Linked DNA regions of Homo sapiens: region 2 is linked to region 1. Evidence: chromatin contacts called from ENCODE Hi-C or POLR2A ChIA-PET data. All regions are on one chromosome and are shown on one strand. The core of a region is the stretch at or near the end of the contact, and the rest is flanking DNA. Distances in the headings are between cores, read along the strand shown.

Region 1 (6,376 bases), core at 2,946-5,445:
CCTGCCACCACACCCGGCTAATTTTTGTATTTTTAATAGAGACGGGGTTTCACCTTGTTGGCCAGGCTGGTCTCGAACTCCTGACCTCTTAATCCGCCCGACTCAGCCTCCTAAACTGCTGGGATTACAGGCACAAGCCACCACACCTGGCATTAGAGATCCTGTCTTACAAAAAAAAAAAAAAGTACTGGGGGCGGTGGCTCATGCCTATAATCCCAGCATTTTGGGATGCCAAGGTGGGTGGATCACTTGAGGTCAGGAGTTCGAGACCAGCCTGGCCAACATGGTGAAACCCTGTCTCTACTAAAAATACAAAAATTAGCCGGGCATGGTGGTGGGTGCCTGTAATTCCAGCTACTTAGGAGACTGAGGCAGGAGAACTGCTTGAATCTGGGAGATGGAGTGTCTTGCAGTGAGCCGAGATTGCACCACTGCACTCCAGCCTGGGCAACAGAAGGAGACTCCATCTCAAAAAAAAAAAGGTCTGAAGTAGATAGTGGCAATGGGTATACAACATTATGAATGTACTTAATGCTACTGACATACGCTTAAAAATGGTTAAATGGTAAGTTTTGTTTTTTAAAATCACAATTTAAAAAAATTACTTTAAAGAAAGAAGTGGCTGAACCCTAGATCCCTTCCTCAACTCAACCCGGATGGTGCTGCCCTTCTCCCACACCAGCAGATGATAGATAATAGAGTGTCTCTAGACTGGGGAGCACCAGGCAGTTAGGAGTCAGATTATCATCCGAAAAGCAGAATGATTACAGAGAAGTTTATATACTGAATATGTAGGCACTGCTCTTCTTCTCTAGGAAGGATCTAGAATGCCAGCAGCCAGAGTATACCTGCAGGCAGGAGATTGGCAGACACCTCAAGAGAAAATAATAAACACATTGACATTGACATTGAGCAGAGTGGAGAAGGAGGTTCTAAAGGAAATGACCACTCACTATGACACTGAAACTGTGCACAAGCCCCACTCAATGCCTACTACTGCCAATCAGTTTTCTAGGGCCTGACTCTTCTATATAAGGAGAAAACCAATAATCAGCAGATATTAGAGAAATAAAGGTAACACGGTAAGCAGAGATGAAAACAACAATAACAAATCAGAGGAAATGTACATTCTGCATTAATATTCTCAGAGATATTAGAGAAGACATTACATCCATAAAGCAAGAACAGCATGCCTCAGGAATAAAAGGGGGAAAAAAATTCCAGAGAGCAATGTTAAAGCCTTGAAAAACGAAACATATGATAGCAGAAGTGAGAAACTCAATATAAGGGTTGGAAATAGAGTTGAAGAAATCTCCAGGAAGTAGAGCAAAATGACAGTAATGGAAAGTGTAAAGTGAAAGGGACCGGGTGCCGTGCTCACGCCTGTAATCCCAGCACTTTGGGAGGCCAAGGTGGGAGGATTACTTGAGGTCAGGAGTTCGAGACCAGCCTGGCCAACATGGTGAAACCCCGTCTCTACTAAAAATACAAAAATTAGTTAGATGTGGTGGTGCACATCTGTAATCCCAGCTACTCAGGAGGCTGAGGTGGGAGAATCACTTGAACGCGGGAGGTGGAGGTCGCAGTGAGCCCAGATCGCGCCACTGCACTCCAGCCTGGGTGACAGAGCGAGACTCCATCTCAAAAGAAAAAAAAAAAGAGACAGAGAGAGAGAATTTCCCATAATTGAGGTACTATGTGTGTTTCCAGATTGAAACGGCCTGTCCCAGGGTGGCTAGCTGTCACAGAGCAAAGGGTCTCAAACCTTTTGGTCTCATGACGTCTTTTCACTCTTCAGTATTTTTGAGGATTCTAAAGAATTTTGTTCATGTTGGTTATATCTATTATGAAAGGAAAATAAAATCTTGGGACCCCAAACTCATTATGTCAAAGGGAAAGTTAAGCTTGGGAACCACAAAAACTGCCTTCCTTTCCCAAACGGACAGCTGTAATTTCACAGGCTTAGTTATGTAAAATGTAGATCTACTAAGCCCGAGACAATGCATAGTTGACTCCCCCGACCCCTTTTCACATATAAAATGTAGAGTCACTGAGCTGCTAATCACAGCCTCACAACAATGTCACCACTTGCCGCCCTGCCTACCCTCCTGCCCGCTTTTTTCCCCTTTCCTCCCTCCCCTCCTGCTGCCTCTTTCCTCTTTGGAAAAAGCACAGGACACAGATCGTACTGTGACTTGTGTCTCTTTTTCCCCGGGCGTGTCCTCAACCTTGGCAAGATAAACCTCTAAATTGATTGAGATGCCTCAGTCACTTTTTGGTTCACACCATTAATATTTACCATGTGAGAAATTAAAACAGAGAAAATGTTTACATGTTTATTAATTTATTTAAAATGATATCATGAAACCATTACATGTTAACACAACTTTTTTTTTTTTTGAGAAGGTGAAGGTGTCTTGCTCTGTTGCCCAGGCTGGAGTGCAGTGGTGCGATCTTGGCTCACTGCAACCTGCCCCTCCCAGGTGCAAGCAATTCTTCTGCTTCAGCCTCTCAAGTAGCTGGGATTATAGGCGCATGCCACCAAGCCCAGTTATTTTTTTTTTTTTTTTTTGAGACGGAGTCTTGCTGTCGCCCAGGCTGGAGTGCAGTGGCGCGATCTCTGCTCACTGCAGGCTCTGCCCGCTGGGTTCACGCCATTCTCCTGCCTCAGCCTCCTGAGCAGCTGGGACTACAGGCGCCCGCCACCTCGCCCAGCTAATTTTTTGTATTTTTAGTAGAGATGGGGTTTCACCATGTTAGCCAGGATGGTCTCGATCTCCTGACCTCATGATCCGCCCGCCTTGGCCTCCCAAAGTGCTGGGATTACAGGCGTGAGCCACCGCGCTCAGCCAGCCCAGCTAATTTTTATATTGTTAGTAGAGATGGGGTTTCATTATGTTGGTCAGGCTGGTCTCGAACTCCTGATCTCAAGTGATCCTCCCACCTCAGTCTCCCAGCGTTGAGATTACAGGCATGAGCCACTGTGCCCAGCCAACACAACATACTTTTAATGAAAAATAACTACATTTTTCCAAACCAAAAAGAAAGTGAAAACAGTGGTATTGTTTTGTATTTTTTGCAAATCTCTTCAATGTCTGGTTTAATATTCTGGTTTAATTCCCATATCTGCTTCTATACTCAACCTGTTTCAACATCACATGTCACAAACAGCCAGGCGCAGTGGCTCACACCTATAATCCCAGCACTTTGGGAGGTGAAGGCGGGAGGATCACTTGAGGCCAGGAGTTGGAAGACCAGTCTGGGCAACATAGCAAGACCCCTCTGTCAGTATAAAAAACAAAATAAAAAAACACATGTCATGTAGCCTCTGGAAAATCCCACTGTACACTCATGAAAGACAAATAATATCTTTTTTTTTTTTTTTGAGACAGTGTCTTGCTCCATCACCCAGGCTGGAGTGCAGTGGTGAGATTTCAGCTCACTGCAATCTCTGCCTCCCGGATTCAAGCAATTCTCCTGCCTCAGCCTCCTCCTGAGTAGCTGGGATTACAGGCATGCATCACCACACCCAGGTAATTTTTGTATTTTTAGTAGAGACTGGGTTTCACCATGTTGGCCAGGCTGGTCTGAAACTCCTGACCTCATTATCCATTTGCCTTGGCCTCCCAAAGTGCTGAGATTATAGGCGTGAGCCACCGTGCCCAGCTGACAAATAACATCTTAATATTACCGTGAACCTAGTGTAGACTTTATGGATACTTCAAAAGGACCGCACTTTGGAAACCACAGAGTTAAACAATATCAAGTCTCATTGGCTTCATGCAATAAAAATGTACTCCAATGAAGACTGGCCAGCTTCCCATGGAGAGCTGGCTTTTTCCATCATGCTGTAAATTATACCATCTGGAATGCGTGGTTTCCAAGTTTACTGAGAGAGAGAAGGGGGCTGGTGAATCAGGTGGGATGCTTTTAAGGGTAGGGCCTGAGCCAGGCACACTGGCTCATGCCTATATGACATCAGCTATTAGGGAGGCTGAGGTGGGAGGATTGTTTGAGCACAGGAGGTTGAGGCTGCAGTGAGTCATGATCACAGCACTGCACTCCAGCCTGGGTGACAGAACAAGACTCAGACCTTTAAATAAAAAAAAGACTAGGGCCTAGAGGTGGGGCATGTCACTGGAAATGTCATCTTCCTGTGTGTCCAGGAAGAGAATTGGGTGTGGTGAACACTTAGCATCTGCTCCACCCCTGGGGTGATCGTGGCGCTCACATGATCCTGTGACCGGAAGCCTCCACAGGGTCACTTCATGAACATTTCTCATGTTTCTGCAGCATTTTCAAACAGTTGCCCTGTTAGTGACAGCAGTTATAACAGGTGACTTTGACTTCGAGCATTTGTCCCATTCAAATTAATTTTTCTATTTTAATTATAAAAGTAATACATGTTCACACACACAAAGCATCATTTCAATGATCAGAAGGACAAAAGAGAAAGATAAACATTACACCCCATGGAACCTCCTTGAACTGTGTCACCACCCGCGAGAAGCATAGTGAATTCTCTCAAAAAGTTTCTTTGCATCTCTAAGCTTACATCTACATCTATTTTTTGGAATGCAGTTGGGGTCATATTATGCATACTGTTCTATAAATCCGGAAGGAGGGGCATTAAGTAGACAAGATGATATGCAGAAGCAGATGGAAGGTAGAAAAACTCCTCTGCATGAATTCAGGGCTCCCTCTGGCTGAAAGAAGAAAAAGAAGAGCGTGGCTGGGGATGTGGCCGTAGAGCAATGACAGTCAGGCCTAGCCTCCCAGCAGCACGCAGGAGAGGCAGCCAGACCCCCAGATGGACTGCCCAGTCCTCACAGGCAGATAGGGTGTGGACAGCCTCACAAAAATGCCTGGGTCCCCAGCACTGCAGAGTCTTCAGCAAGTTGCTGGGCCTAGAGTCGTGACGACTAGGCATGGTGGCCTTCTCAGTGGTCATCTGTGAGGACACATAACCATGGACTAATTCCCCTCCTACCCTCTGCGTGGCATAACCCTGAACAGAGAACAAACACAAGAACAAACCTAGTGCCAGGAGTGGAACCCTGCCTGTTTTTGTATAACCCACAAGTCAAGAATGGTTCCTTCCTTCCTTCCTTCCTTCCTTTCTTCCTTCCTTCCTTCCTTCCTTCTCTTTCTTTCTTTTCTTTCTTTCAGAGGGTGTCTTGTTCTGTCGCCCAGGCTGGAGTGCAGTGGTGTGATCTTGGCTCACTGCAACCTCCGCCTCCTGGGTTCAAGCGATTCTCCTGCCTCAGTCTCCCAAGTAGCTGGGATTACAGGCATCTGCCACCACACCTGGCTAATTTTTGTATTTTAGTAGAGACAGGGTTTCACTATGTAGGTCAAGCTGGTCTTGAACTCCTGACCTCAAATGATCCATCCGCCTCGGTCTCCCAAAGTGCTGGGATTACAGGCGTGAGCCACTGTGCCCGGCCTTATTGATTGATTGATTGAGACAGGGTTTCATTCTGTCATGCAGGCTGAGTGCAGTAGTGGGATCACAGCTCACTGCAGCCTCAACCTCCTGGGCTCAAGGGATCCTCCAGCCTCAGCCTCCCAAGGATTTTTTTTTTTTTTTGAGTCGGAGTCTTGCACTCTCGCCCAGGCTGGAGTGCAGTGGCGCAATCTGGGCTCACTGCAAGCTCCGGCTCCAGGGTTCAAGCCATTCTCCTGCCTCAGCCTCCTGAGCAGCTGGGACTATAGGCGCCCGCTACCATGCCCGGCTAATTTTTTGTATTTTTAGTAGAGACAGGGTTTCACTGTGTTAGCCAGGATGGTCTCAATCTCTTGATCTTGCGATCCGCCTGCTCGGCCTCCCAAAGTACTGGGATTACAGTCATGAGCCACCATGCCTGGCATTTTTTTTTTTAAACCAACTAAGAAGCACTGAAGTTTTTCTAAAGTTTTTACATTTCTCTCCTTCTCCCTCCATCTCTCTTTTTCTCTCTCTCTCTCTCTTTTTCCAAGATATGGTCTCCCTCTGTTGTCCAGGCTGGAGTGCAGTGAGCTCCTGGCCTCAAATGATCCTCCTGCCTCAGCCTCCCAAAGGGTAGGGACTACAGGTGCGCACCACCACACTCAGCTAATTTAAAATTTTTTTTGTAGAGATAGGGTCTCCTGATGTTGCCCAGGCTGCGTCTCCAACTCCTGGGTTTAAGTCATCTTCTTGCCTTGGCCTCCCAAAGGGCCAGGATTACAGGCGTGAACCACAATGAAAAAAAATCGAATGGAGGCTATTTTGTGACACATTAAAGTTATCTAAAATTCTAATTTCAGTGTGCAGACATGGAGTTTTATTGAAATGTAGCCTGGTTCATCTGTTACATGGTGCCTGTGTCTGCTTTTGGGTTCCAACAGCAGAGTC
Region 2 (5,713 bases), core at 1,307-3,806, 730 kb before region 1:
TTCGGGAGGCCGAGGTGGGCGGAGTTCGAGACCAGCCTGGTCAACATGGCGAGACCCCGTCTCTGCAAAAAATACAAAAATTAGCCAGGCGTGGTGGCTCACGCCCGTAATCCCAGCACTGGGAGACCGAGGCGGGTGGATCACCTGAGGTCAGGAGTTCGAGACCATCCAGCCTGATCAACATGGTGAAACCCCGTCTCTACTAAAAAAATACAGGCGTGGTGGTGCACGCCTGTAATCCCAGCTACTTGGGAGGCTGAGGCAGGAGAATCGCTTGAACCCAGGAGGCGGAGGTTGCAGTAAGCCGAGATCGCGCCATTGCACTCCAGTCTGGGCAACAAGAGCAAAACTCCGTCTCAAAGAAAAGAATAATAAAAATTAAAAAAATAAAATAAAATAAAAAGAATCTAAGTTGCAGGAGTTGTCTTGCTATGGGGGCAGCCGGATGGGCATCCGGGGTAGTTTAGGGGAGCCGCACTGTGCTACCAGCCCGTGCCTCAGGTTCACGACCCAGCGGCGACTTGGACACGCATAAGCGCGTCTTCCGTGGGAAAGCGCTCAGGACTGCCAGAGACGCCACAATGGAGCAGTCACCTCGCGAAGGTGGCTTCCGGGAAGAGCGGGCGTCGAGACTCAGGCTGAAGAGGAAAAAGGGCCTAGAGGCTGCACAGATGAGGTCGCCAGGAGGGGCGAGAAGGAGACCGAGTAGCGCCCAGACCTTCGGGCGGGGACGCTGTGACCCTGTGCTGTAAGAGTGGAACCCAGACAGGAGCCAAGGAGGAAGCGACGTGCTTCTGTGGAGCTTTAGGAATGCGGCGGTTAGGGCCACTGGTTTAGGGGAGTTGGCTGGAAGGGCGTGGCCGGAGGAAGGGCCGCCTCCACCAAGCGCAGGCGCCCTACCGGGCGGGAGGGGGAGGAGCGTTACTCGCGGTTGCGCCCCGCCCCGCGAACAAATATTTGACATTCCAGGCTTATCGGGAGGAGGGGCCCGAGGAGCAACGTTCTCCCTTCCCCCGCGCCTGATTCGCTTACCGCTTCCGGGGGAGGAGACGCATGGGCCAGTGCCCGGGTGGGCGGTCCGGAGATGGACAGCCGCGCACCAAGGCCCGCCTCCACCTGTAGGGAAAGTAAAGTGCTACTCGCTCGAACCCGCCGGGCGAAGGAAGCACTTCCCATGCTCTCCCTGTCGCCGTGTCCGGGCGCGAGTCATTTCCGTCCCGGGCGCCTGTTTCTTTAGCTGCCAAGTGGAGCTACGCTGAGCTCTCTCCCCCCGGGCCTCGCCCCTTTCCCGGGCATGAGCTCTGGTGATGCGCCCGGGTGCCCCGCTCTCTCCATTGTCCAGGGGCCGGGCCGCAGCACCCTCCTTGTCCGAAAGCGCGTGGTGCGGCTCCCGTCTCAGTCTCGAGTCGGGCTAGGCAACCGCGTGACTCAGTTCCCGCCACGCTGGAGCCCCCTCCTTCCTGCTGGATTATTCAGTTTCTCAGTCACTTATTCAGTTTCTCAGTCACCTCCCTGGGAGAGTTTGGGAAAGTAAGGAACGGCCGGGAAACGCGCCATAAAGGAGCCTCACCAAGCTCCACTGGGCAAAGGGAGGAATGGGAGCCCCAAATGCGGGGCTGTCAATTGGGTTGTAGGTGCGGGATGGAAAAGGGAGGATCTGCAGCCCGCATGCGCGCACACACGCTCAACGCTAGCCCCCCATCGGCCAGAGCGCTCGCAATCTCCAGGCAGCTTCTCCACCGTCCAGAAAGGGACGAAAGCAGGCAGGCCCCCACACGTGGGGTAGGAGTGAGGCTCCAGGCCCGTTCTACCCCTCTCAGCCTCGTCTAGGGTGCAGCTCTCTGCGATTTGGGGGGTTCCTTTCCCCAGCATTGAGGCCTGCCCACTCCCAACCCACAACGACCGCGCTCTGGCACTTCTCAGTGCCAGGCTAGCGCTCGGCCCTAGCATCTGCGTGGACAAGCCCTTCCCTGTGATCCCTGGTGACCACCCCACAGCTCTAACAACGCTGATGTTCCCGCCGCCCTCCCCTTTCCCAGGTGACTTCTGGTGATCCCCCTACAGGGTGATACCCGGCAACTCTCACCGCCCCCTTGACCCTTTGACTTCCATCAACCCCAGACCTGCCGTGTTGACCCCCACAGCCCCTAGACTGCCTCCTGGTGACTTCCATACTGGAGAAGGCCTCTGTCTTGCACGCTCCTTTGCAGAGGCCTGACGACCCCTGGGGAAGAGTGGGGGGAGAGCGGAAGAATGGGTTAGCCCCCAAAATCAGGCAGGACCAGCCCTGGAAGTAGGAATCCGGATCCTAAGCGTGCGCCCAGGCCGGGAGCGTGAGCTCTTGCGTCCTGGGTTGAGTTCTGGCGGCCCTCCCCCAAGGTTCCCGGAGCCGCCCCGGTCACGTGGCCGGCGGGGCCGGCAGGTAACTCGCCTGGAGAGGGCGTGGGCCGGTAGCCGCCCCGCCCCGCGGGGCGCCACGGGCGGGTCTTGGCAGCGCCCACTGAGCCAGCCGGGCCGCAGGTGCCGCCCCCGATACACGGTGTCCCGCCCAAGCTGATCCGCGTCTGCGGTCGGTCGGTGCGTGCGTGCGCCTCGTCGGTCCGCGTGTCTGGCCGAGAGCCCCCTTCCTCTGCGGCCATGACTCCGCCGCCGCCGCCGCCCCCTCCCCCGGGCCCTGACCCCGCGGCCGACCCCGCCGCGGACCCCTGCCCCTGGCCCGGATCACTGGTCGTCCTCTTCGGGGCTACGGCGGGTGCGCTGGGACGGGACCTGGGCTCGGACGAGACCGACTTAATCCTCCTAGTTTGGCAAGTGGTTGAGCCGCGGAGCCGCCAGGTAGGGTGGAAAAGAGGCGGTGAGGTCCCCAGGGAGCTTCCGGGGTCGAGGGGCGCGGCTGATCGGTTTCCCCCGCCGCTCACAGGTGGGGACGCTGCACAAATCGCTGGTTCGTGCCGAGGCGGCCGCACTGAGTACGCAGTGCCGCGAGGCGAGCGGCCTGAGCGCCGACAGCCTGGCGCGGGCAGAGCCGCTGGACAAGGTGCTGCAGCAGGTGAGCGCCGGGGTGGGTGGCGGCATGGCCTGGACGTGAGGACATTTCTGGGCGGGATTGGCGGCCGGAGGCTAGGCCTGGCGTGCCGCAACCAACCGGTCCAGGCGGCAGGACTGGGCTCTTGTTTGAAACTTTGAGCGACTCTCGCGTGTGCGTGCCCCTTTCATCCGCGCGTGCCAGCCATTCCCCTGGGCTCCTTACTTTTCAACCATTGCAGGAACCTACTCCTACCGAAGGGATCGGGACGCAGGCTTTGGGATCCATCCCCAGTTCCCGCCCGGGGAGCGAGGCCGAGACGCCTTTGGGAGACCTGCTGGGTCAGGTCTCCCTGAGCCGCAGCCGGAAGCGAAAGGGGTCGAGGGGCCCATATAGGTCACCTGTCCTTGCGGCCCGCGTCTTCGGCCTGCTTGGGAGCTGCTGGAGCGGAGGCGTAGGGCGGTGTCGGCCCTAGAGGTAGACGCCGCCAGGTGTAAACTGCTCGTCTAGGCCTGTCCCGGCCGGCTGGCCAGGCGTGGGCGCTGTCCCGGCCTGGCCTGGGGGACTATCTGCCTGCTGAGTGCAAAGGCCTGGGGTGCCTCCTGCCCTAGCTGAAGTGGGAGGTGGTTTCCATTGCTGTTTTCTTTTCCTTATCTTCACTACGGCGCTCATTCTATGTCTGACTCTTGAGTGTAATTAGTGTAAGTCCTTTTTATACACTCACGTTCTTTCATCTTCCAACAACTCTTGTGGTTCCTGATGAGGAGGCACCACGATGATGATTCCTTGTCTGTTCCAGAAGGGCTCCCGGCCCTTCACTTGGGGAGTTTGCTGGAGGAGAGCTGGGTTGCCTTGCTCTGTCAGCCCCAAGTTGTAAAGTGTCACAGAATTGGCAGGGAGGGTTCGTGGGTCACTGATTAGTGTTTATACTTCTCCAGCAAGGATGGAGGCTGGGGGAGGGCTGGGCAGCCTCAGGAGTGCCACCCCCTCTATGAGCAAACAGCTCAGTGCCAGCCGGTCAATAGGATGTGGGTCAAAGCTCATGCTGCCCCTGATGTCCAAGTGTGGAGCTCTGTCCTTGGAGTTTCTCTGCCCCTCGGTTGGTCAGACCTGGAGGCGGGGCTGCCATTGACCATGAGCCTTCTGGGCCTCAGGCAGGCCTGGGCCTCCCCCACCTGTCTGAGGGTGGTACCCGGTCAAAGACAGGTTTAACCTGCTTTGCCCCGCCCCTTCCCACCTGCTTGTCCCACTCCAGGTGTTTGCTCTGGCCCCACTCCAAACTCCTGGAGTGTGTGTGTTGAGGGCTTCGGTTATATGTGATTGCCCTCATTTGGCCTGGAGGAGGTGACAGTGGACTGGAACAGGGTTGGGGGGTGAGGGGAAGGGACATAGGGCTAGGCTCAACAGGCGTGGCCTCTTATTCCCAGGCAGGATAGGGCTGAACATCTGGCTGAACCAGCTTTGCAGCCTGCCTCCTTCCTCCTACCCTCACTTCCTGCCTGCCCAGCTGTGAATCTGTGTGTTTCTCTCTCCCCATTCCCTATCCCCAGTTCTCACAGCTGGTGAACGGGGATGTGGCTTTGCTGGGCGGGGGCCCCTACATGCTCTGCACTGATGGGCAGCAGCTATTGCGACAGGTCCTGCACCCCGAGGCCTCCAGGAAGGTATGCTCCTGAAGGAAAACCGGGTGGGGTGGGGTGGTCAGTAAGGTTCCCAGAACCCCTCTTGTCCTGAGGGTGGGCAGGGCGCTCATCCTCAATCCTATGTGCCCCCAGAACCTGGTGCTCCCCGACATGTTCTTCTCCTTCTATGACCTCCGAAGAGAATTCCATATGCAGCATCCAAGCACCTGCCCTGCCAGGGACCTCACTGTGGCCACCATGGCACAGGGTATCTGTGACCCAGCAGGGTTAGGGTGGAGAAGCCACTGTGGGTACATGTGTCTGAGTATGTGCATGCTGTGGGTGGGTAATATGGACACATACAAGACTGCGTTATCTGCTAAGTCCCTGAGTGTACTGTGTCTTCGTGTCTGTGCTAGGATGAGTTTGGAATGTGGGTATGTGTCTGTCTATGTCTGGACTGGGAATCTGTATGTGCACACATGAACTGGGCCAAAACAAATGTGTATGCTGGTCTCCAGCATGTGTCTATGGAGGGGAGTTGGGCCCAGGAGTAAACAGGATTAGTGCTTATGCTAAGATGTCTTCACTGTCACTTCTCTGCCCATAGGTTTAGGACTGGAGACAGATGCCACAGAGGATGACTTTGGGGTCTGGGAAGTCAAGACAATGGTAGCTGTTATCCTCCATCTACTCAAAGAGCCCAGCAGTAAGGTTTCCCTCACTGCCTGTCACCTGTTCTCAGGGATGACAAATGCCTATTGCTCCTCCCCACTGTGACCTTCTCTAAGAGACCACGGGGGAATCCTCTTTGTCATTTCTTTTTTTTTTTTTTTTTTGAGACAGTCTCCCTCTGTAGCCTAGGCTAGAGTGCAGTGGCACAATCTCAGCTCACTGCAACCTCCACTTTCCGGGTTCAAGCGATTCTCCTGTCTAAGCCTCCAGAGTAGCTGGGATTATAGGCGCCTGCCACCATGCCCACCTAATTTTTGTATTTTTAGTAGAGATGGGGTTTCACCATGTTGGCCAGGCTGGTCTGGAACTCCTGACCTCAAATGATCCACCC

Evidence for each region. Hi-C counts contacts between places; a loop is a spot of excess contacts on that map. ChIA-PET counts read pairs that join two places held with the same protein, here RNA polymerase II (POLR2A). Pooled maps may share reads with other maps.
Region 2: a pooled map shows a loop between it and region 1 (3-fold over the local background). The contact joins the promoter of ESRP2 here to the enhancer-like site in region 1. A Hi-C loop is called at or near these places in 1 of 168 maps with a recorded cell type or tissue (PC-9) and 5 of 50 pooled maps. POLR2A ChIA-PET finds 5 or more read pairs at or near these places in 2 of 52 experiments (PC-9 and naive thymus-derived CD4-positive, alpha-beta T cell).

Annotation. Positions count from the first base shown.
Region 1 is chr16:67,502,355-67,508,730 of GRCh38, reverse strand. It overlaps ATP6V0D1-DT (ATP6V0D1 divergent transcript), which reads right to left. Exons shown (of 4, transcript NR_184227.1): 4 at 2,328-4,706. Among named protein-coding and RNA genes, the nearest start is that of AGRP, 22 kb to the right of the region's middle. RefSeq lists an enhancer at 3,894-4,003. Within about 2 kb of position 4,195, at least 13 of the 41 ENCODE cell types and tissues checked have a DNase peak (open chromatin) inside an H3K27ac peak, as active enhancers do.
Region 2 is chr16:68,232,970-68,238,682 of GRCh38, reverse strand. It overlaps ESRP2 (epithelial splicing regulatory protein 2), which reads left to right and starts at 2,556. Exons shown (of 15, transcript NM_024939.3): 1 at 2,556-2,835; 2 at 2,921-3,049; 3 at 4,576-4,689; 4 at 4,801-4,915; 5 at 5,258-5,356. The coding sequence starts at 2,638. MIR6773 (microRNA 6773) reads left to right here and starts at 5,184; the gene lies at 5,184-5,257. RefSeq lists enhancers at 5-591, 592-1,180, 1,181-1,768, 1,769-2,357 and silencers at 849-948, 979-1,068, 2,379-2,608.